Linked DNA regions of Mus musculus: region 1 is linked to region 2. A link is a loop called in an ENCODE intact Hi-C map of the cell type or tissue named here. Cell type or tissue: left cerebral cortex. All regions are shown on one strand. Each heading gives the region's core, and the rest is flanking DNA. Links, peaks and the distances in the headings are about the cores only.

The links. A loop is a pair of places that touch in the nucleus more often than their neighbours do. Peaks named below come from ENCODE experiments on the same cell type or tissue, not always from the same donor. Only the 100,000 strongest peaks of a DNase experiment are listed, where the experiment ranks them.
Region 1: a loop joins it to region 2, with 4 times the contacts of the local background. A loop is called at or near these places in 5 of 42 quality-filtered maps.

The regions. Positions count from the first base shown.
Region 1 is chr9:62,334,270-62,346,298 of GRCm38, reverse strand. Anp32a (acidic (leucine-rich) nuclear phosphoprotein 32 family, member A) reads right to left here and starts at 4,956. Exons shown (of 7, transcript NM_009672.3): 1 at 4,745-4,956. The coding sequence starts at 4,798. Gm20346 (predicted gene, 20346) reads left to right here and starts at 1,652. Exons shown (of 2, transcript NM_001378702.1): 1 at 1,652-2,350; 2 at 4,311-4,797. The coding sequence starts at 1,891. The coding sequence ends at 4,375. In left cerebral cortex, for the core only: no CTCF peak of the experiment used is centred there; DNase peaks (open chromatin) are centred at 3,727, 4,007, 4,378, 5,016 and 5 more places; H3K4me3 peaks cover 4,967 bases; H3K27ac peaks cover 4,086 bases.
Region 2 is chr9:62,547,489-62,559,517 of GRCm38, reverse strand. No RefSeq gene overlaps it. Among named protein-coding and RNA genes, the nearest start is that of Gm39352, 12 kb to the right of the region's middle. In left cerebral cortex, for the core only: CTCF peaks have their summits at 3,824 (motif pointing right), 5,999 (motif pointing right), 8,699 (motif pointing right) and 9,491 (motif pointing right); DNase peaks (open chromatin) are centred at 4,668, 6,013, 8,753, 9,503 and 1 more place; H3K27ac peaks cover 2,964 bases.

The DNA.
Region 1 (12,029 bases), core at 1,601-9,600, 210 kb after region 2:
CTACATCCCAACACTGAGGTCCTGTCTATTCTATCCTGAGATTGTTTTTTCTTTCTACAGAAAGGCTAATGAAAAAACTACTTATATAAGACACCTAAATAACCACTAAGAATGGCTCCTGCTTGTCTTCTCATTACCGGAAACATCTAACAGTGCATACTGAATATTCCAAACCAGGGTCAGGCTCCCCCTTAAAATGCCTACCCACTCCACTTGTCTGTTTCACCTAACGCTCCACCAGGAAGCTATGCTTTGTTTCTGTGCCCTCAACACCAACAAACCCAAACCCACCCTCTTGCTAATAGGTGGCCTCACTCCAAAACTGGAGGAGAAAAAGTCCTTTCCCGTGGTGCTTCAGGGCAGTACAGAGGCTGAGTCTAACGGAGTTAGAATCCCAGTTCTGTACCGACCGGCGGTGATCTGGAGCTCTGACTCAATTTCCTTGCATTTAGTATAAGAATAACAACAGTACTTAACATAGTGCCCTTGTGAGGCTAAATTAACTGATGTCTGTAATCCACTTAGCAACATGCCAGACACAGTAAGGAGTTATGTGAGCATCTGCTATTATTGCTGGAGTTGTTATTTTAAACCTCCAAGGGGCCCTAAATTATTCCTCCCCACTCCCCAGTATCTGCGACTATATCAAGCACCTGCGAAGGGCCAACTCAAGCCAATAGTGACTTATTGATAAAAACAGAACTGTCCAGTCTTACAGGACACATGTACAAAACGTTGGATGTAGACTAAGGTAATCTGTCCCAGACCACAGGTTGGCAGGATCCTACCTCCTTGTAGCTGGTGAACTCAAGCCAGGGTCTGTGTGGCTTCAGAAGCCAGCCTCACCATGGAACCTTCAGATCAAAAACAAGCCTCAGCAGCTGCCAGTCACAAGAGTCAACTGATCACCCCATACCAAGGCCACATTCAGTTCTCTGCCCCCAATCCCCGCTTGGCTTGCATAAATTGGAGCAAACCGCCAGGCCACTCTCCTGAACCCAATTAGGCAGTAAGTCAACCTGGACGGAAAAAAAAAAATGCAACGCATTCCAGAGGTCAAAGTAGACTCCCGGCTCCGATAGCAGCCTTTGCCCGACACTTCCATGGAAGTTAGTCTCTACATGCAGACACCAGCCTACAGCCTGCGATGTGCCTAGCACACGCTTGAGTCCCACATCGGGGCCTGCATTAGGAACAAACTGCCCGAGTCTGAAGGCAATACAAAAGGACAGTTTACTTTTTTTTTTAAAGAAAAATCCTATTTCTCTTTCGGTTTAAGGTAGCGTTTACTATGTAGTTACCTACCTTCCCCGCCAAAACAAAAATGGGGGGCGGGGTGGGAGGCGCGGGGTGAGGAACTGGATAAAGAGCGAGAGAGCTCCCTCAGCCTGCAGAGTGCTGCGACACCCACCTGAAACTCGACCAACCTTTCTAGAGAGCCCAGCCCCGGAGGGCGTTTCCCCAGCGCATCCAACAACTCGTCCCTCCCGGGTAGAAGGCTGACGCCCTCGGCATTACAGAGGGCCACCAGATTAAAGAGCCTGAGCCCCTCCCGCCCTCTAGTTTCACCCCCACCCCCATACACCACCCAATCATTTCCGCTGAAGGCGCAAACACCAGCGCAATCGTTTCGCCTTCAAGGCCACCTTTCACTACGTGCCGAGCGCAGCAGGAGCCACGGCGGAAAGCCGAACGGGGGGGGGGGGGCAGGGAGTTGGGGCGGGGGCCGCTGGATAAGATAGACCGTCACCTTTTCGGGGCTACTACAGCTTCGGGATCCTTGGACCCTGGGTGGGAGCCCCTATAAGGCCGAATGCGAAAATGGGGTGGGGGTGTCCCAGGGGCCAGCTCCTCCAGCAGCCACCTCGCTAGAGGGCGGCCGTCGGGGCGATGGCGCAAGCTTCTCACCACCCCCACCCCCCAAGCGCGACAACAGCCACGGTGACAAAATGGCAGCTCGGCGCCCGACTGGCGAGCCACCGGCACACAGCCGGGGACTGCTGCCCCTGCACCCTAAGAATGCCAGGGCACCCTGGGGATAGGTCTCCCAATGGCCTAGTAGTGCAAATGGCGAGAGCAGACGGGCCTGTAGATCCTAGGAGGTCGAGGGTCCCCGGCACGCCGCGCCCTCTCCAGACCAGATCCTCAGGCCCGCGCCGAGGTTCGACTGTGCCTGTGTGCTCTCAGGCCCCCACCGCTGGGCGCCACGGTCCCCGCGGAGCCCGGTCCGCGGCCGCCGTGGGGGAGGGGTGGGCCTCCGGCGCCCCGGGAAACATGGCTGCTCGTCCTAGTACGGCGGCGTCGCGGCCACCAGTCCCCGAGATGCGACTTGGGAGAGAGGTTGCAGAAGGTGGGTGCGTGGGGGGGACTCTGGGGAGGGAGGTTCCCCGGAACGATCTGTTTTCCAAAAACGTTTATTTGAAAAAAGCAAAAACCCAGCAAAACAACAACAAAAAGCCAGTTCCTCCTCCCCCACCCCTTTTGTCCCTCTTTCGAGAGCTTTCTGCCCTCCCCTCCCCCATGCGCAGCAAGTGCCCCCTCCCCCGCCACCCGCGCGCCCCACCCCGCCATAAGCCCGGAGGCCGGCGAGTGGGCAGCAGACTCACGGCGAGGGGGCGAAGCGTGAGAAATCGCGCCCAGCCCAGAGCGCCCGCCCCTCCCCCAGCGCACACACTCGGGGAAGTTTAAAGAGCCGGTTCGACCCGCTTTCCGTTTCGCTCCGGGTCAGCTAGTACTGTGGACCGCTCGGTCGGGTCCGGCGCTGCTGCGCACCTACTCGCCGGGACCCTGAAGCCCCCCAACTACATATAGGGGTCTTCCGGGAAAGTACGCGGGAAGTCGCGTTCGGCCCCCTCCCCCCAGCACCACACCCAGTCCCTTCCACCCCCCGGGATCGGGCACCCTGGCTGGGTCGGGACGCCACCGGGCGAACCAGGCAGCCCCCGCGGCAAGTCCTGGTGCTAGGGGTGCCCCCTCCTTCCGCCCTGCGCGCCATAAGGCTGTAGCACGTCTCCAGTGCACAGCTGCGTGAGGATGGGCGGTCGGCAGAAAGGAGCTTGTTTTCAAAAGTCTTACTCAGGTTTAGAAGGAGGAATTAGGAGAAAAGAGGAAATGAGGCCTGCCTTTGTCAGGATTCGAGGGGTCAAGTGGCTGGAGGGGCGACAGGTCAGCACAACGTGCTACGCGAGCCCCCAACTCGCCCGAGCCCCAGACCCTCAGGCTAGACCCGAGATCTTTCCCGCCCGCGAGCTCCTGCTCCCTACTACCGAGCCTAGAGGGGAAGTTGGCTAGGGTTTCCACCGCAGACCCTAAGGTCTCTCGAATGGGTCAACTCGCAGACAACACGAGTGCGTGAAAGCGAGAGGGAGACAAAAATAAACAGTAGCTTTCGAGTCACCCACCAACCCTCACTTCCCCTTGCAGTGGGCTCGCGCCCAGCCTCCCTGTTCCCACCGGTGTAAGTTTCCTCCTGCCATACTCCCGCCGCTGCCCAATCCATAACGGCTACGGCCAGACGAACTGCCCATCCCAGAGCTGCGTGCCTGCCGTGCCCGCAAGAATGTAGACTGGGTCGGTCCCCACAGCGGCACTAGCTCTGGGCAGCTCGGGTTCTGATAAAGTTTCTCGTGCCCATTTATTAACCAAGCGCCGAATGGCTGCCAGGGAGCCCACCCCAGGAGAAGCAAGGACCGGGAAGGTGGGGTGTCTGCTGCCGATGAGGCGTCAGGGTGCCAAGGCTGGCATCTGGGGAGGGAGCCGGGGGCCAGAACGGGACGCAGCCTCCGGGCAACTTACATTAGCGACGCTCGTGGTTGGGGAGGCGCGAGGATTATCTGAGCATTTGCACACTTCACAATCCCTCCCCCTTAACCTAAGGTACCCCCCCTCCCTTTCCGCGAGGAAGAAGGGAGAAAAGACAGCATCTGGCCCAAAGGTGGGGTGGAAAGAGTGAGAGAGAAAGGAGAAGGAAGGCAGACAGAGAAAGGGAGGGAGGGAGAGAAAGGGCGCGTTCACGAACACGACAAAGTTACAAATATGGCTCCCCACCTCTCGCCTCATCCCCGCAGAGAAACGAAGACGCGCTTTAAACTCGAGCCATCTCCCAACTCCGCAGCAGTCGGGTCCCCACGCGCTCTCCCCGGGGTCCTCGGGCTACATTGATCAGAAACTATACCGGACTCGCGAAGCCCAAAACTTATTGTGTGCGAGCGAGCGAAAGAGACTGCAAAGGGAGGGGGCAGGCGCGGGAGGGGGCGGAAAGGGGGTTACGCTTCTAAAATATAACAACCCCTTTTTGTTGTTTAATCCAGGAGGCAGCCCATCTTCTCCTCCCCTCGATCATCTTTTCCATCCAGATGCAAGTCGTGGGAGCTGAGAGCTCGGACGAGGGTGAAATTGCCGCCTTCCCTCCGACCCGAACGCGTGCGCCCCGCCGGCCCCCCGCTGGGTGCACACTCGCACGCACACCCTCGCACCCATACCCGCACACGCGGGAGCACACGCACAGGTAGTCAGTCACACACCAAGGGCAGCAGCGACGGCGGACGAAACATGCTCCGGTGGCATTGCAACCCCCCCCACCCCCGCCATCCAACCTTGCAATTCATTTGCAGTCAGACCCCAAACCCCACACCTTCCCCGGAGCCCCCCTCCATAAAAAAGTGCCTTCCCCCCAAAACACACACGCACACATAACACAAAGTAGGAGAATGGACCGACAGAGATATTTTTGGCAAATGCTCACATCAGAGGGCGTCCTGTTCCGCAGCTCTAAATAAATCCGTTTGTCCATCTCCATCTCTCGCGCTCTCTCTTTCTGCAGAGGATCCTGCGCCAGCGGAATTCAATCAATAAACCCCGAACCCACGGCCGCGCGTTTTAGGACTTTGAAGGCTCAACCAGCTCCGCTCGGTTCTCGAGCCCCCAGCACCCGCGGCGCACACTAACCTGATCGCCGTAGAGGCGGGACCTGCGGCTCCTTGCGTGGAGCGGCGGCAACAAGAGCCAATCAAATGGCGAGGCTTCGGACGCCAGCCAATAGTGGTGGTGGCGGCGGGGGGCAGGGTCCAATGGGCATCCTGCGCAGCGGGCCAGGGAGGCTCAGCCATTTGGCTGTGGTGCCGGAGACGGACCCCTTTAGATACCGGGGCCGCCGAAGAGGAGCGCGGCTGCACCTTGGTGGTTGCGCGCTGGGGGCGGGAGGGAAGGCAGGGCAGGTGCGTGGACCTGAAGGTTCGTGGCCGGGGGCGGGGCCGCAGGTGCGTGGACACGGGAGGGGCGGGGTCCTTGCGGGGGCATCCTCTGGGTGCTGGGCGGGCGGACGAGGCCTGGGGCGCGCGGGCACAAGGCAGGCCCAAGGAGGGCGCGCATTTTTGGAGCGCACGAAGGACAAATCCCACCACACACACACACACCCCGGGATGCCCACTTGGCACAACCCCTCCGACCGGTCTGCTCCCATCTCCGCAATTAAATAATCAAGTCTTAAGTGCATGACGCTCCCACATCCAAAGGAGCGAGGGCGCGATCTCGACCCCAGAGGCTTGGCAATCTGATGCCCTGTCTTAAAAGAAGCAATTCCCCGAGAGTCATCGGGGGGATCTTGTATAGGGCAATTAATGAATGGAAAGGCCGCAGATGGAGAACTGTATAAAATATTAAAAAGTGGAAAAGGAAGGTGCTGGGAACTGCCGATTCTCAGAGCCGAACATAATTGACGGGCTTTATAGGATTTTTTGAGAGAGAGCGTTGCACGTTTCATTCTAATCGTTTGGTTGGATCTGCATTGCCAAAGAGTCGCTAACTGGGGGCACTTACGCCAGGTCTTACAGTTGCTTTGGGTTTTGTTTTTGTTCGACCACGTTACGTTTTTTAAGAAACCTTTACAGCCCTGGTTCCCATTGGGTTACCAGCTTCCTATGGGCAGCCCTCGGACCTCATGGTACTATGTGGATGTCCGGCTGTGAACAAATTACGGGATACATGTTTAATTTTATTCACACAACTTTATCATAGTGTCTTTTCCTATGTGTCTTCATCTACACGCTTCTGCAAACACCCCCAAAGTAATTCTTTTTTTGAGACATTAGAACTAAGTATTTTATTTAGTTAGTTCTTTTAGATCAAACAAATGGATTTGAAAGCTGATAAATGTTTATTCTAAGTAGCTGGAAGTACAAAATAAAACCATTTCGTCTGGGTAAATATGTAATTTCTTTACGTTGTTCATTTGACATTTCTTATCCTTAGATTTTTGTTAATTTTTACAAAGGCTGTATATCTGGAATGTTTCAATTGTATTGTTTCCTTTTAAAAACACAAAGAACTCCAAATTATCTCTTTGCCAATGTATCAGCTCATGTTTCTGGATAAGGTTTTTAAAGCAATAATAGTTTTTCATTACAAATATTTTAAGAAGGTGTAGTGTACAAAATCTGTTATAGCAGAAGTCTTGAAGTTCTTGTTCTTTTGGATGGTAAATGCTCGCTTGCTTCTTAAACACTGAAGTTGAGGACCTGCTATCAGCAGTGTTGTGAGAGAGTCCTTTCCAAGGAATAACTCTCAAAACACATCGGAGCAAGGAGGTGTCCATTCTACCTCCTCTGCTAAGAAGCCAAGAGCTCAAGTGACAGGGACAGAAGAAAACAGAATTGTGAAGAGGTGGAAGTTTCATATGAAGAGAAACCAAAGTGTTAGAGACTAATTAGAATAGAAAACTGAAAGTGTTAGACATCACTTCATTTTGGAGCATCTTCCTTTTACAAATTTTGAAGAACAGCTTTTGCATTTAGTGTCACAAAACTGAAAGATGGCTTTTACTCGGTGTCAGTCAGTATAGAAGCTGAACCATATATATATATATATGTATATATATATGTATATATATACATATATATATATGAATGTGTGTAATTATTATTTACAGGGTTATTAAATTACATTTTTATTGTGTGTTTTAGTGGTAGGTACTGCTCCCAGTTGATCTGTATTTCAGGAAAGTAGTAAGAAAAACCCAACCTCTCTTGGGAGAATTTTTATATGGACCTGGAACAGGTGCGGTTCCTCATTACAGACTGAAACTACAACAGGCTTCGAGGAATAGGCAGTCTGATGCTGGGCAGTGGTGGGCAGGTGGATTTCTGAGTTCGAGACCAGCTTGCTCTACAGAGTGAGTTCCAGGACCAGGACCCCCATGGCTACACCGAGAAACCCTGCCTGAAAAAAAACAAGGGAGGGGGGAAGGACTAGGCAGTCTGTAGCAGTGTTTGATTCCTGCTGGGAATTAATGAGATGCAAATCAAGTTTTGAGCCTCCCCAGAAAGGAGTGGGCTTCAAGTAAGAAGGGCACCTTCAAGGGCTACCAAGAACCATCGCAAACTAATGAGCAGCCTGTTCTCAAAGATAAGAGCAGTGGGTGTCCTTAGCCTCTATGTGTCTTGAAGGTTTTGTTTTTATTTATGTGTCGAGTGTGTGCACGCGCCCGCTCACATAAGTGCAGCTGCCCAAGGAAGCTAGCCCGGAACACGTTCTTCTAGAGCTGGAGTTCCAGGAACTTGTGAATGGACACATAGGTGCTGGGACAGGTACTCATGTCCTCTGTGAGTGCAGCAAGTGCTCTTAACTGCTGAGCCATCTCAGCCATCTCCAACATGGTGAGAAAGTCCTGCTTTAGAAATACCCACATCGTTGCTGCTGCTTTAACTCGAGGGGTCCTTTGTTCAGTCTCTGAAGATGCAGGCCCTTTGGTTGTTATTAGTCAAGCTAACGTGTGCACAGTTGAACTTCTTTAACTTGAAGCATCTAGACTGGAACCTAGCCATAACCCTTTTCCGCTCACCCTGGAGCTTGGCTGCCTGGATCCCAGAGACAATGACCTGGAAAGGCTCCAGCTTGCCTGTGTGCTCTTCTGTCCTTACATATAAATAGCTTTTAGAAATGTAGATTATTCTTTTGAAACCCCATGGTAACAATGTGAGGATGTCTGCATTTTGATTTGAATAGCAAAGGAATGTTGAAGTCCAAATTCTAAAAAGTCACTCATAGTTTTCTATTGCTTAATGAAGCATTAGATTATTTTTTAAGTGTATATTACATTTTTGTGTGTTGCTGGGGACATGTGCTACTTCACATGTCTGAAGACCAAAGAACAACTTTCAGGAGTCAGCTCTTCTACCTTGTGGAGCCCAGAGATTGAAATCAGGTCATCAAACTTGGCACCTTTACCCACTGAGCCATCTGGCTAGCCTGGGTGACTTTTTTTTAAAATGCTTTAATGATTGAATAGTTACTTTGTTACTGAGTTGGTCATGGAGAAAAAGTACTAACCAAAAATAGTTACTACAGGTCACTTAAAAAATATATACCATGGTGACTCCTACCTATAATAGCAATGAGTTTGAGGCAGCCTGGGCTATTGGGCAAAACAGTAAGTCAGGCATGATAGCCTATTCCTGTTGGTCCAGCATGGAAGTAGGAGTAGACTGACCTACCCAAGATCTCTATATTAAAAGCTAAGTTGGGCTGGAGAAATGGCTCAGCAATGGAGAACTCTGGCTTCTCTTCCACAGGATTTGGGTTCAGTTCCCAGCACCCACGTGGCAGTTACAACTGTCTAGAACTCCAGTTCCAGGGGATCTGGTGCCTTCTAGCCTCCAAGGGCATCAGGAACACACATGGTATACAAACATCCATGTAAAACACCCATACAAATGAATTTTTTTTAAAGATTTATTTCTCTATTATATGTAAGCACACTGTAGCTGTCTTCAGATACTCCAGAAGAGGGTGTCGGATCTCATTATGGATGGTTGTGAGCCACCATGTGTGCCTCTGCCTCCCAAGTGCTGGGATTAAAGGCATGCGCCACCACTGCTCAGCTCTGAAATTTTTAAAAATAAAATATGACTATAAAAAAAAGGTAAGATAGGAGACATGGCTCAACAGCTTAGAGCAACTGCTGTTCTTGCATAGAACCTGAATTAAGTGGCCAGCTCCTATATGGCAGCTCACAGCCATCTGTAACTCCAGTTACAGGGGATCTGATACCCTGTCCTCATTTCTGAGGGTACCAGGCACATGTGGTGCACATACATATATGCAGACAAAACACCTATATGAATAAATCTTAGAAAGAAAGTGGACAAAGTGATGCATACCTACAAACCCAGTACTCAAAGGTACAAGCAAGAGGGTCAGAAGTTCAGGGCCATCCTTTGCTGCCTAGTGAGTTTGTGGCTAGCCTGGGCTACATGAAACATTCAACAAAACAATAGCAAGAAGACAATGCAGGGAGTGGAGAGATGGCCAAGTGGTTAAGAGCATTTATTGCTCTTATAAAGGACTGGGTTCCATCCCTAGCACTCACAGGTGGCCCACAACCATCTAATTCCTAGACACAGAGTACCCATTCATATGTGTAAAATAAATATGAAAAAAGACAATGGAATATGAAGTCAATTAACAATAATTAACTAAAGGCAATTAACTAAAGAATATAGAAAAATTGGCCTTTAATCTCACTTGGGAGACATGAGAAACTCAGTGTTTGAGGCCAGCCTGGTCTACAGAATGAGTCCCAGGCCAGCCAGGGCTACACAGAGAAACCCTGTCAGGAGAAACCAAAAAGAATAGAGTAATATCAACTAATTTTGAGTATTTAATTTATTTTTTAATCAATATGGAGTTGAAGCTCACCTCTATAGGAAAATTGTTAAAATGCATTAAGAGACAGGTGTGGTGCGCACCTTTAATTCCAACACTGAAGAGACAGATTTCTGAGTTTGAGGCTGGCCTGGTATACATAGTGAGTTCCGGACCTTGTCTCAATATTAAAATGGAATATATTAATATGGGGATGCAAATAAACTATTCCAAGAGCCTTCTAGCACATTTTTATTTGTTCTTCATTAGCTTCCGAGGCATGTCTGCCTCATTGGAACCTCCGCTCTCTAATAGCAACTCTCATTCGAACTGACAAATATTCAAAGTTGTACCCTGCACTAGTCTCCTGGAGTTAGAAGTCTGCTGAATGCACTCAGATAAATTAATAAATTTGTACTATATTTTCATTTGAAATGTTGGGCCATCCCCGAAGAATATTGCAAGTGCCTTAAGCCTTCTCTGGACACTCTAGATGATTTTAACTTGAATATAAAGTTTTTTTTTGGGGGGGGGGTTTAGTCTTTTAAAATGTATACTTTTGTGTGGATATCAGAGGGCAGCCCAAAAGAGTGAGCTCTCTCCCTCTACCATGTGGCTCCTGGGGATGGAACTCAGGTCATTAAACCTGGTGGCAATTCTGCCCACTGAGCAGTCTCACCAGCCCCAATAGAAAAGTGCTGAAATCATTTGCATATGACCCGATGACCCTGTTAGGACTTTGAGGGCTCCCACCCAGCAGAAGGACACCTATTCTCTGCTAGACTGGCTGATTGATCCGAACGCCACTTACACGCCTCTTGTGTTTCACGATCCTGTCACTTGCACTTGGACTTATTTAAGGAAAATTTAGCAGGGGTGACAAATACATTTCACTCGGCAGGATGGAACTTTGTGTCTAGATCAGTGTGGCGCAGCGCTGCTGTTAGCTGAAGAAGAAGAGCATGCATGACTGGGAAACGTGTGGGACGAGATGCGGGCCCAGCACGGGGATCTGCTGCCCAGGCACTTTCATAACGGCTAAAGGAAACCAAACAAAAAAGGAATGCCCTGTCTCCAGCGTAAAGGTCGAGAGGGTCACGCAGAACAGGCTGGCCTTGTTCACTCATTGAGTAGCTGACATGACCTTGAAGTTCAGATCATCCTGCCTCCACCTCCCCAGCCTGTGTGGAAGGTTAGGATACATATAACTCACGTATCCCTGTTTCTCTGTTTGCTGCACTTACTGGGAAAGGGACTTCATTACATGTTTAGCATCGACCTGAAGCAGAGTTCAGACTTAGGTGCAGATCGAAGCTGAAGGCTAGGCACATTACAATGAAGATGTCCAGAAGTAGGCAAGTGGTCCCTGGGCTCCTGGCACGATGTAGACACCTTAAAGAACACTGTGGGAAAACCAGAAAAATGTTAATGGCAAAATGAATGCAAAACCCACAGACACATCATTAAAACTGGTATTCCTGTGGGCAAAAAGGTAACCAAGCTCGCGCTTGTAGAAATGGATAGATGGTCTGCTCCAGGTCAGTACCCTCAGCTTCTTGGGAGGCTGAGAAAAGAGGATAAAAAATTCAAAGTTTGCTGGGGCTTCAGGGTGAGTTTAAGGAATCTAGGGATATAGATCAGTGATAGAGTACTTGCCTGACCCCCACAATTGAAAAATAAATCAATACCAAGGCTGAAATATACCCCTTCATACACCATTTCAGATCAGTTATATTGTGTTTCAGCTAGAAAACACGCGCGCGCGCGCGCACACACACACACACACACACACACACACACAGAACCTTAATAAATTTGATTTTTTTTTTAAGGTTAAAAAGGTGTTGTAGGAATTCAATATTTTTGTATTTGTTAAAGTGTGGTTGTATTAGTTCGTTTTGGTTGCTGTGATAAAACACCATGACCAAACCGACTTGTAGATAAAGTTTATTTCAGCTTACTATTCCAGAGGCAGAGTTCATTACAGCAGGGGAGGCCCGATTGCAGGTGGGCCAAAGCTGGAGGCTAAGGAAATCACATCCCAACTGCCCACAGGAAGCAGACAGCCAGAAACAGAAGTTATCTGAGGTTACCCATTCACAAAGCCTGCCTCAGTGACAAACTTCCTCAGGGAAGCTCCATGCTCTAAGGCTCTCTAACAGCGCCACCAGCTGGAGACCACGTGTTCAAACACCTGAGCCTATGGGAGACATTTCTTTCAAGACACCACAATGGCACAATGGCACTATTGCATGAACGATGTGATGTTCTTTGTCGGTGCCAATAACTTCTTTCCAGAGAAGTGACACTAACGATCCTGCTTACTGATTATACAAAATGTTCTCTACAACCAAGAACTCCGTGTGTTAGGAATCCGCTCTTCTCGGATA
Region 2 (12,029 bases), core at 2,486-10,485:
TCACATCTCCACCTCTCCCCCCAAAAGTCTCTTTGCCTCTGTATCTCCTCTCCCTCTACTTCTCCCTCCCCCGTGGGTGTCTGTGTGTGTGGGGGGGGTGCATCTGTGTGTGTCTGTGTCTGTGTATGTGTGTATCTGTGTGTCTGTGTGTGTGTGTAGATCAGAGGATAACAGTGGACATCAGTCCTCTACTTTGCTTAAGATAGGATCTCTTGTTCTCTGCTGTGCACACCAACGACTTTCTGGGAATTCTCTTGTCTCCACCTCCCATCTTGGAGTGTTGTGATTAAGAAGGTATTCTACCATGCCTGGCTGTACATGTCTTCTTGGGCTTCAAATGCAGGTCCTCACTCTTCAAATGACAAGATTTTTGCCCACTGAGCCATCCCCAGAGCCCACAAGTTGTTTTAACCACAGTGACCTGATTTTCCCATTCATAGAATACTGACAATTTCTTCCTCCAGAGGTAAGATATAACAACACACTGTGTGTGTGTGTGTGTGTGTGTGTGTGTGTGTGTGTGTGTGTGTGTGTGTGTGAGAGAGAGAGAGAGAGAGAGAGAGAGAGAGAGAGAGAGAGAGAGAGAGAGAGAGAGAGATGGGAGGGCTCTTCACTGAATCTCTGCATGTGGCCTGACTGTACTGAGCCTCTCTCGCCGCTGGGCTCTGAGCTAGTTAGTACTGGACCACAGAACCTAGAACTCCATGCATGCCCTCAAGGAGCCCTCTGTCAACAAGGGAGAGAAAGGGCAAGCTGATGTTTAGACACAGAGCTGTGTCCAGATTGCATGAGCAGGAGAGTCACACCTCCGTGAGGATAGGGACCCTCCTAGACAGTGCCACCAGTTGACGACTCAAATACTTGAGCCCCAGGGGGATTTTACATCCAAACCATAACAGCGCCATGTTTGGACCAGATAAGGATCTTCTCCTTCCGGGGTCTCACTCATCCTGTCTTCTCCATAACCCAGGATGTGAATGGAGCCATGAGCCTAGCTGTAAACTATGTTGCCTCCAGAGTGCCAGGAGGCCTAGCAAGGCCAAGCTTACTACAAGGACCTTGTGCCCGGAGCAACAGCCTGTCTTTTCTTTTGGAGGGAATATCTCAGAACACCTCTGTAGTGCCAAACCCCTCAAGCTTCACAGAAGTGTCTGGTCCCTGAACTTGTAGTCCTGGAGTGCACAGGTCTTACCTAGGCTTCAGGTCCTCCTGCCTCTGACCTGGCGTCCTCCATGGCCTGGAGGCCCGTGAGATGACAACTGCGTGCTGATCTGCTGGCTACATGGCAGTGGTGGGAGAGAGCTCTGAGTCCTGGGGCCGCATCCTGATTCACTGTGTCTTGCCATCTATATACGAGTAAGTGGCCAATAGCTTTATCTGCTCCTAACTGAGAGAGGAAGACCTTATTCACCGATCGATGCCTGGTACCTGGACCTGAGTCTTACTAATCTTCCCTATCAGTGACCCTGGAAGGTTTGTGGGGTCAGGGGAGTTCAAGATCGACAATGAGACAGATTATGGAGAGTGATGAGTTTATATTAACATGGTGGACAGACGGACCGTTCAGGCCCCAGTACTAGAGACAGACAGCAAGGTGGGGGTCTCTGAAGAGATGAATCACAGCCCCCATGGCAGGATGGGGGAGGGTTCACAGGAAGATCCAGACTCTCTGGTTCCCATGCAGGAGGCAGGGAAGGGAGGGAACAGGATCTGTGGCCAATACTACCTTTGATGACAGCTCACTTTCCAGGTGAGAGATGCAGGCCCTGGGCGGCTGATAGCTAGGCCCTGGCATTCATTCCCAGGGGGGTGCCTCTGGTGTCTGTGAGGAGGCGGCTACTGCCTGTCTTACAGAGAGCACACTGAGGTAGGTACCTCAATGGGTTACGGAGTACAAACTGGGGTCCGTACCTTGATGGGTGACACACACTGTCCTTAGAAGTCAAGAAGGTCCAGTCTCCTTCCACTGACACTGTGTTCCTGGGGTTGTTAGAGCCAGAGCCTGGGTCCTGGTAACAATTGAGGCTCGGCCGTCTGTCCCCAACAGTCCAGTTCAAGAGACAAGTAATGAAAAAAGGCAGAAAAGGAGCTGTGGTCAACGTGGCCACATTGGGAACAGGATCAGAGAGCAACAGTGGCCCTGCCCCTTCTCAAGATCATCTCCAGGGTCTGGCACCTGACGTAGGTTCAGTTTTAAATAGAAGGCAAGAGGTATGCAGAGTTAATTTGTCACAGTGAGGTCATGCTGCCCGTCGTCATCGTCGTTATCTGGGGTCCAGTCCCTCTGCAAGGTAGTCTGACGGCTGGAATCTCTTGTCTGGAGACAAGTTGCCCTCTGGCCAGCTGCAGGCTTTAGCCCTTTCCTTCTCCCATCATGAGCTTCTTGGGGAAATGCTTGGGGGAGCGTCATCTCAGTAGTCTAATAACCAAAAGCATAGCACCTCACCTAAAAGACCTGGAGCGGCTTGCTGGATTGTGAGCCAGGATGACTCCTTGCCTCTGGGCCTTCTTGCTTCCCTCCCTAACTTCTTAGCTGGGGTGTTTCTTGTCACTGTTTTTCTGGTGTGGAAAGGGCAGGTGGCACTGTTGGTTAAATATCCGCTTCACCGGAGGACCAAGCTTACATTTGCTCGTCATGCTTTGACTCCCACCCAGGCAAATTACTTGGGTGGTGTCTTACGGTTTTACTGTTGTGAACACCATGACCAAAGCAACTCTTTCCCCCCCCCCCCCCCCAAGACAGGGTTTCTCTGTGTAGCCCTGGCTGTCCTGGAACTCACTCTGTAGACCAGGCTGGCCTCAAACTCAGAAATCCTCCTGTCTCTGCCTCCAAAGTGCTGAGATTAAAGGCGTGCGCCACCACCGCCTGGCCCAAAGCAACTATTATGAGGACAGCATTTAATTAGGGCTGGCTTACAGGTTCAGAGGTTCAGTTCATTATCATCAAGGTGAGAGCATGGCAGTATCCAGGCAGGCATGGTACAGGAAAAGCTGAGAGTTCTAAGTCTTCATCTGAAGGCTGCTAGCAGAAAACTGACTTCCAGGCAGCTAGGATGAGGGTCTTAAAGCCCACACTCACAGTGACACATATACGCCAAGGCCACACCTCCAAATAGTGCCACCCCCTGGGCCAAACATATTCAAATCACTACAGGTGGTAAATTCAATTCTTTGTGTGGAATTGTGACTTAAATGTCTGACTGACTGTGGTGTGGTCATTCTCCAATGCTAACATTTCTGAGGAAAGGCAAGTCTCCATTTGGCCTCCACCTTGTCCTCCATTTAACATTCCCAGCTGAATCCATGCAACCCTCGTGCAGGTTACCAGATCTCGAGCCATCAGGGGCTTTAGGTAGCTCATCCCACATGATGGACACACAGTAACTAAGGGTCTGATTCTTTCCCTCTTCCCACGCTGCCTGGGAATCAGACAGCCCGACTCGGGAAGGACTCTAGTCATCAAATACGTAAGACCTCTACCCGCCCCATCCTGGAAACCTGTAAGAGAGGACCTCTCACACTCAACCTCATGGGCCTGAACTCTCTTCAGAACTACGACCGACTATGTCATTAAAAACTGCCCTAGTAAAACTGCCCTCTTACTAAAAAGAGAGTCTGCCTCAGTTTCCCCCTCAAATCAGAGTCCCTAATACTCTGAAGTTCAGCGCCATCAGCTATAAAACCAGAATACCATAGCACTTATCTTATATGGCTTTTTTTTTATTGAAATAATTCCAGGTGCAAAAGGAGTTACATTGTAACACCCATCTTATGTCAGGAGTGTGGAGTTACTCTATCTTCTGAGGAGTATCTGTCATTCCTAGAAAGGCCAGCAGGTGGTACTGTCTCAGAACAAATCTTTCCACCAGTTTCTCTGTGCAGGTTTTCCATTGGGTTGTTTGTGGTGGGTAGATTGGGGAGGAGGGGAGGGCAAAGCTGACAGGAAGCAGTTATAGAGAGTATAGCACTCTCCTTTTCCAGAGGGGGCGTCACTAAGACCAAGAAGTGCTCAATACTTTCCACTGGCTGTGACAGAATAGACTGGAGTCCTCTCAGAAGAATCAGGCTGGAGTCCAGGGGACATTCTTGCCTTCTCCTTGCTTCATGGACTAGGATGCCACAAGACTGGCCAAGTAGGGATGCGGCAAGGACCAGTCATAGAAAAAGGCTGTCTGTGCTCTCCAGGCTGACTAGCGTCCAGAGAGATCTTGGTTATCAGGTTGACCAAGCTCTCTTCTCACAAACCGGATACTGGGAACTCAACAAAGTCATTTAACCAATGTGTTCCAGAAGCCAGAGTCTGGTCCAGGCCATGGGCCCAGGTCTCCTGCTTCCTAGATTGATCCCCTTCCAGTTTTTCTTGGTTCAAATGGGAAAGGAAAAAGTATACAGGAAAAAGATTGGCCCAAATGTCTTCCATCTCTGCACCTAGGCCACTCCTACTCCCTTTCACTCTGATGCTTAACCCATGACCCCTACCATCACAGTCTCATGAAATTGCCCTTTCGTCTCCTGCACTTGGAGTTTGGACAGAGGGCATCCATTTTTGTTAAACAGGAACACAATCTAGAGAGGGTACAAGCCTCCCAGGGGAAAGAAATAGCCATAAGAGGGATTGGGGGAAGCAGGGCATTGTTGCTGGGCAACCAACTTCTTCTGTTGCCTCGGTAACAGCCCCATCAGAGGGAGGCTGTATGCAGAGTGTGCCTATGAGCTCCAGTCCTGGTGGCACCAGCTGGCTGGGTGTCCCCTCCCCCCACCCTGTTTCACACGGCCTCCTGCACATATGGGAGGGCCCCAAGCAAGGTTACAGCCCTTTCCCTCTGCACCTCCTGCCTTCTGCACCATCCTTCAGCACAGAAGCATATGCTGTGCACATCCAGGTAGTCCGCTTGCCTCCAGACTCCTGTTCATACTCTCATTCACTCAACAAACATGCACCCTATGGTGCCTACACTGCAAGGACTCAGCCAGGTCCCAGGACACAGGGAAGTCAGGTAGGGTCACACAGTTTCAAGCAGTAACTAGCAGGGTAGTCAGACAAGTAACTGTGAATGCATTTGACCAGAGAACCATGGAGTCACAAAAGAGTGGGCCTCCACATCTGAGGGAGGAAAGGGGGAAGGGGTGGGCCGTGTAACACACTCCCAAGATGCCATGATCTCCTCTCCAGAACTTTGAGCAGTACTCACTGAGGCAAAGGGAACGTGCAGCTGTGACTACATTAGGGACTGTGTGGTGGGGAGTTACCCAGATCATCTTGGTGGCCCTGGATGTAACTATGGGTCTTCCAAGAAAGAGAGAGAACTAGAGAGAGGGAGATGGGGTGGTAGAAACACATGGCAGGAGCGCTGTGAGGAAGGGCCACAAAGTGCAGCATCTCCACAGCCCTCTGCTTTGGACTTCTGACCTTCAGTGCTGAGAAAGTATACAGTGGTCTCACTTCAAAGCATCAGATTTGTGGTCATTTGTAAGAGTGGCCACAGGGGTGGGGGGAAGAGTTGCCACAGAAAACTAATAGGGGTTGGAGAATTTCTTGGAGGAGGTGATGTCTGGTAGAACTCTAAAGAATTAGGGGTGAGTCCCTCAAGGGACAGAGAAGCCTACTTAGACAAAGACCAGGATGAGATTGGCTCTGGTCCACTGTGCTTTCTCAAGGCCGTGAGAGATAGACAGGGAGAGGAGGTAGAGGCTGGCAGTTGTGAGAGAGGAAGGTAGTGGCCGGATCACACCGGGTGTCCCAGGGAGCAAGAGGGAGCCACTGAAGGTCACAGGGAGAGGTGGCTGAGTCACACTGCAATGCTGAGGTCCCTGGCTTCAGCAGAAAGGACTGTGGAAGCAGTATAGTCCCCATGAGAGTTGAGAACAGCAGCGATGGGATGAAGGGGCAGCAGGAAAGGCTAGACTCTGGGATGAACTGGGGCGAACTATGGACTGACTCCATCCATCCCACTGTTTGGAAGACAAGGAAAGAACAGGTAATTTGGGGCTTTGGTTTTGCCAGTAGGTGGCGCCATTGGCCATACGGTGGTAGGGAGCCAGAAGTCTGGGGCAGATGTAGAAAGGAACCCAGTGTCTCTGAGCAAAACCCCAGGAGGTGGGAAATACTTACTGGGAATTAGATAGAGGATGCTGCCCAGAGAGCCTGTGGCTGTTAGGGTGCCTCTGCGGAGGCACCACCCCAGTTACCTCCTATTGCAGTTCCAACCAGAAGGTTCCAGAAGCTGACAGAGACTGAATATCTGAAGAGCAGCCCTGTCTGGGACCTAGAAAGCAGCTCTGTGTTCTCAACATCTCAACTCCAATTTCTTTATAAAACCTAGGCAGACTCCACCCTGGCCTGAGGAAGGGGACACCGTGGATCCGTTGGTGGCCCACCCTCCCACCCTTCTTCCAGTCGTCCAATATCCAGGAGAGCTGGAGGTGCCAGTGAGGCCTGAAAATGACCAGAACCCAGCTGGAAACCAAGAGTCTCAGGTGTATGGCAGGTCAAAGAAGGATGGGTACCGGCAACATCCTCACGTCCAACTCTGGGGGTACGTCTGTGAAAACACTGGGGTGTGAACTGGTAAACTGGACAGTAACTTAAAATTTTCCACCCTAAGAAAGTACTCTCTCCCACCAGGTATAGGGGCACACACCTTTAATCCCAGCAGAGGAGGAGGCAAGTGGATCCTTGTGAATTGGTGGTCAGCCTGGTCTAAGCAGTGAGTTCTAGGCTAACCGGGGCTATAGAGTGAGACGCTGTGTGATAGTTTGAGTAGGTATGGCTCCCACAGACATTTTGAATGCTTGGTCATAGGAAGTGGCACTATTAGAAGGTGTGACCTCGTTGGAGGAGTTGTGTCACTGGGAGGGAGGCTTTGGGGTTATATGAGCTCAAGCTAGTTGAAGTCACATGGTTTCCTTCTGCTGCCTTCGGATCGAGATGTAGAACTCTCAGCTCCTTCTCCATCACCATGCCTGCCTGCACACTGCCATGTTTCCCACCATGACCATAATGGACTGAACCTGTAAGCCAGCCCCAATTAGATGTGGTTCTTTATAAGAGCTGCCTTGGTCATGGTGTCTCTTTATAGCAATAAAACCCTAAGACATGTCTTGTCCTGTCTCAAGTATACAAACAAACAAACAAACAAACTCCTTTTACTCAGTAGTTTCAATGTTTGCAACATATCCTAAAGAAATAAACAGAGGCAGGTGTGATGGCACACACCTTTAATCTCAGCACTTGGGAGGCAGAGGCAGGCAAAACTCTGAGTTGGAGGCCAGCCTGGTCTACACAGCCAGTCTTGGACAGCCAGGGCTACACAGAGAAACCCTGTCAAAACAAAACAAAACAAAACAAAAAACAAACAAACAAAAAAACAGAACAGAACAGAACAGAATATCTATGTGCAGAGATGAACATGGGGCAGTGTTTGTAGTTGCCAAAACTGAAACAACTTATTTAACAACAGGGCAACATTGAGGGTTATTATAGCTGCTTAGAGAAAAGAATATTATGAACCCCCAAAAAGAAGAGTCTGAGGTGGGCATGGTGGTGCATAGCTCTGTTCAGGGTCATCCTTGCTTAAACGGTGACTTTGAAGATGGCCTGCCATCTTGTCTTAACAAACAAGAGAGATTTGGAAAAAAACAAAAACCTGTAGTGAGTGGAGGATGCATCTACAATGTTGCATCCTTATATCACACAGTATTGATTTCAACCCTGACAACTGTAACAAAGCCACTGTCCAGTTGGTTCACCAGACAGGCGCTTTCAGCCAAGCCTGGGGAGGCGTCTGGGATGGAAACCACAGAATGCAAGGAGTTGACCTCTGACCTCCAAGATGTGAGTTCTTGCAGGATCCACACCCCCAAGAAATGAACAATAAAACCTTACCAAAAAACCTTAAAAAACAAGTTGTAGAAGGAAACCTCAACTCGCTCTCATTTCCAGGCTTTGGTGTTTTTGTCTTTTTTGTTTGTTTGTTTGTTTTTGTTTTGTTCCTTTGTGGTTTTTCCGAATTTTACCACATTTTCTACGATAAGCAGACAAACTTTCAACCTATAGAAAACAAATTTGGTTAACCAAAATATCCTTGTTGAAATCAGATGCCAGCCAGTAAACGGCAGGGCTGGGACCGAAAGCCAGGCCTGACTCCAAACTGCCACACCCCACACCCCAGTGACAAGAGTTGAGTGTCCAATGGAGACTCCCAGGCCCACCCCACTGGCGGGCAGAGGATCTGAACAGTGGGCAGCGTTTTCTACACCATCCAGTCTAGAGCAGGCTCAGCTGGCCCTCCCTTCCTCTGCAAGGGCGTCCACTCTCTCCCCAGGCCTAAGGCCAACCAACGACACCATCTCCAAAGACCCTGTCTCCAGAAGGTCCAGTGACACTGTTGTGGGTACCAGGGCAGAACTGTGTGCCTGTGCCAAAGGAGCTCTGCTGCCCGCATTGGCTTCAGCTCCACAGCACAGACCAATCACCCTCGGCCATCTGCCTGATTCTCCGGCCTCAGTCCCTGTCAGTGACAGAAAGGCCTGCGGCCAGCCCTGCGCCCTCCTCTGCTATCAGAACAACCTTCGAGCACTGTGGGGAAGGAAGCTACCCACCAAACAGAATGTCAGCTCTGCCCAGGACCTGGCACGCAGACACAGGGCAGACTCCATCAGGTGACTCACTCCTGGTGACTTCAGGCCTGCGATCTCCTCCCCTGGCCTGCAGGGGGCGGGGTGAGAGTGTCACGATCCAACCTGCCCACTGAGCAATAAAGGTGTTGGTGGAGGACAGCTGGTACCCCATCTTCTGCAGCTCCCACCTCTACGGGGCCAGAGAAGGCTCTGGAGGCAGGTGGATTTCCCACATGAGCAACCAGAGGGACCTAGAGAAGGAGTGGGCTCAGCTGAGGGAAACCTGCCTGTTTATTATAAAGCCATCAGAATACTAGAAGAGGCAGCTCTCATTCCCCCAAGCCTCTGTTGCTGAGGTGACCCATGGGGACATGGCCCCTTCTGCCACTTAGTAATGTACTCTTCTTCCCTACCCTGTCTGTCATCTTCAGTTTTGTTAGATAAACACCGACTGAGCGGGCTTTGTACAGAGTGCCTGCTTCAGGGGAAAAAAATATCCTTGCAGCAGATTTGCCCAGTTGCAGGAAGAGCCACAGCCTGGTTCCAGAATTAGAAACCTTGAAGTTTTTTGCTTTGAAAATTCTAGAGCTTTCTTACAGAATCTTCAGAGACCCCAGCAGTGTATGGGTAATTTGGAGAGCGCCAGCGGATTCAAGACCAGCTACTGGCCTGCCAAATCCCCGCATGCTCATGTGTGAAGATGCAAGGTCTGCATGTGGGGAGATGCTCCTAAGCCCTTCTGTCTGGTTCTTTCCCTCGGTTTGCAGTATCTGCAGGGACCTTTCAGGTTCTCATGGAAAACAGCAATAGTGGGACATCAATCCGTGCTCTGCACAAGGCTTTCCGACTCTGGAGTTGTAGTTCCAAGATATGTCCACCAGAGGGCGCACCGGCCACATTCTTCTGGATTTGGCGGCACCGGTCACCAGCACAAGAGCTAGGCTAGCACAGCTTCAAGGACTGTAGATCTGGAAGCGGGGGAATCAACTGAGATGTTGAGACAGAGAAGTTAGACTGTAAAAATTCTAACATAACTGAACCACACCTGTTGTATGGAAAGTTCTTGCACTAAAACAATTGCTCACTGTTCCCGTCTTTGAAATTCAAATATAACGAAACAGCCCGTGTTTTTATTTGATTACCTGGTAAGTGTACACTGAAGCCTGCTACAGACACAAGAAGGATACAATAAAAAGATAAATAAAAGTATTCCTCACAAATAATAACCGATATTTGTAAATGGCATTAAATTTAAAATTATTACAGAGACAAGAGAGACTGCTCTATCTTGATAAAAGGTCAATCTATCAGAAGATTTAATGACCGTATAAATGCAGGACAGCGGACCCCCCCCCCAATATAGGTAAATATTGACAAAAACCCAAGACATATCTACAATAGTTAAGAATAGTGATGTCTCATCATCAATAGCACATGGACCAGCTAAATGGAAGGTCAGTACAGAGACAGAGGTCTAAACAGCACTCACTCAACAGCAACTCAACTCGTGGTAAGCGTTCCATCAACGAAATTTTATCTCCATTGTGAGGTATTAATTAATTAATAAATTAAGAGGAGAGAAACCAATTTGACTGTAACTCGTGGAGGTGGGACCTTTGGGGGAAGATAAAGTTAATGGAGTCCTATAGCCAGAGGGAGCATTTGTCCGACGGTTGAATGGACGTGGCTATATAAAAAAAGGAACGGAGCTCTGAATTAGGACATGAAGGTCCTCTCACTGGGTGATGTCCTGCAGTGCTTTGTGACTGGTATGGCCCTCACCAGATACCACCAGGCTCTGAACTTCTCAGTGCTCCAATTTCTGAGCCAGATAAACCTTTTCTGTTCATAAACTACCCAGTCTGTAGTATTCTGTTACGGCAACAGCAAACAGACGATAAACCAGAAGTCCAGCTCCTCCCCATGCACACACAGGCAGTCTCCAGCGCAGGCCGTGTGCTAGGCAGCAAGACAAAGCTCGGGACATTTTAACAATTGAAACCATCCAAAAGCACATGTCTTTTTTACCACAATGAACTAGAACAAAAAAACAACATAAGAAAAAACAGGAGAATTCACAAATATATGGAAATTTAAACAATGCGTTCTTACATAACCGATGTGTTAATGAAAAAAAATCACTAGTGAAATGGGGCGGGGGAGGGAGTAAAATTCTGGAAACAAAACAAAAGCATAGAATAGTAAGACTTGCAGGATCCAGCAGGCCCTGTCCTCAGAGAGAGAGGCACTCACGGCCATCCGGGCCTGCATCCGCAGCCTCTCTCTCTGCAACCCTAAGCTACTACAAAGTGAGGTACTGACTAAAGTCAGAGGAATAGGGACGGAATGGCACAAACTAGAACAGAGATAAACAAATCAGGCAGGAAAAGCACCAGAGAAAACCCAGGAGCCCAAAGGCTGGTTCTCTGAGACCCAGTCACAGGACTGGCACACACGTAGTGAGAATGACCAAGGAGTAAGATGCACTGCTCCCCTGCTCTCACTGGACGTATGGCTAGTGGATTTGCCTATCCTAGCCTGCTTTGGGGGTCCCCCCTCCACCTCCAGCGCATTAGGATTGTAGGCCAGTTACCATTCCTATCCAGCTTTTACACGGGGGCTGGGAAACGGAACCCTGGTCCTCAAATGTGTGTGGCCAGTGCTTCGCCCTCTGAGCCATCTTCCCAGCCCTCTCTTTCTGAATTTTTACTTTTTACTTTTGGTTTGTTTGATTTGTTGATTTTATTTGAGACGCTGTCTCTCTATTTAGTCCTGGCTTCCCTGGCTTGCCATATAGACTAGGCTGGCCTTGAACTCAGAGACCCTCCCGCCTCTGCCTCCCAAGTGCTGGGATTAATGGTGGGCTCCACCACGCTAGGTGGCCTCGGCACTATTTCTTTCAACAAGGACCACGAGTGATTAAGTTAGCAGTGTAGGGGACTGGAAACCTACTCCAGGATCCTTTGTGTGGAAAGGGGACAGCTCAACTCTTGGGATCGAATGCTCTCTTCAGAGCACTGACCGAGAAAAACACTTGTCCAGAGCCCTGAGGAACCCAGCCTGCTAGATGCCCCATGTCTGTTCTCACTTTCTGGAACCTTCCAGCCGAGCTAGCAGCAAACTGCTTGGGCCCTGCTGGAACACAGCCTTGGCTGATGTCCCCCAGGTCCCCTCCCCTCTATGTCTGGCTGTTTCCCATGCCATGTGGTCCTAGCCCTCAGATGGCAGAGAGGCAGCTCGAGGAGTGAGCAGGAGGAAGCCTCCCTGTGTTAATTGGTGCTAATGAATTCTTGCAGCCCTTTCTGCATCTTCCTCCACTGCTGCAGGAAGCTGCTGACAACAGCACCTTGGCACTGTGCTCTGCACATTGAAACCAAGCAGTGCCCTCAGCCACCTCAGCGCCCTGCTGA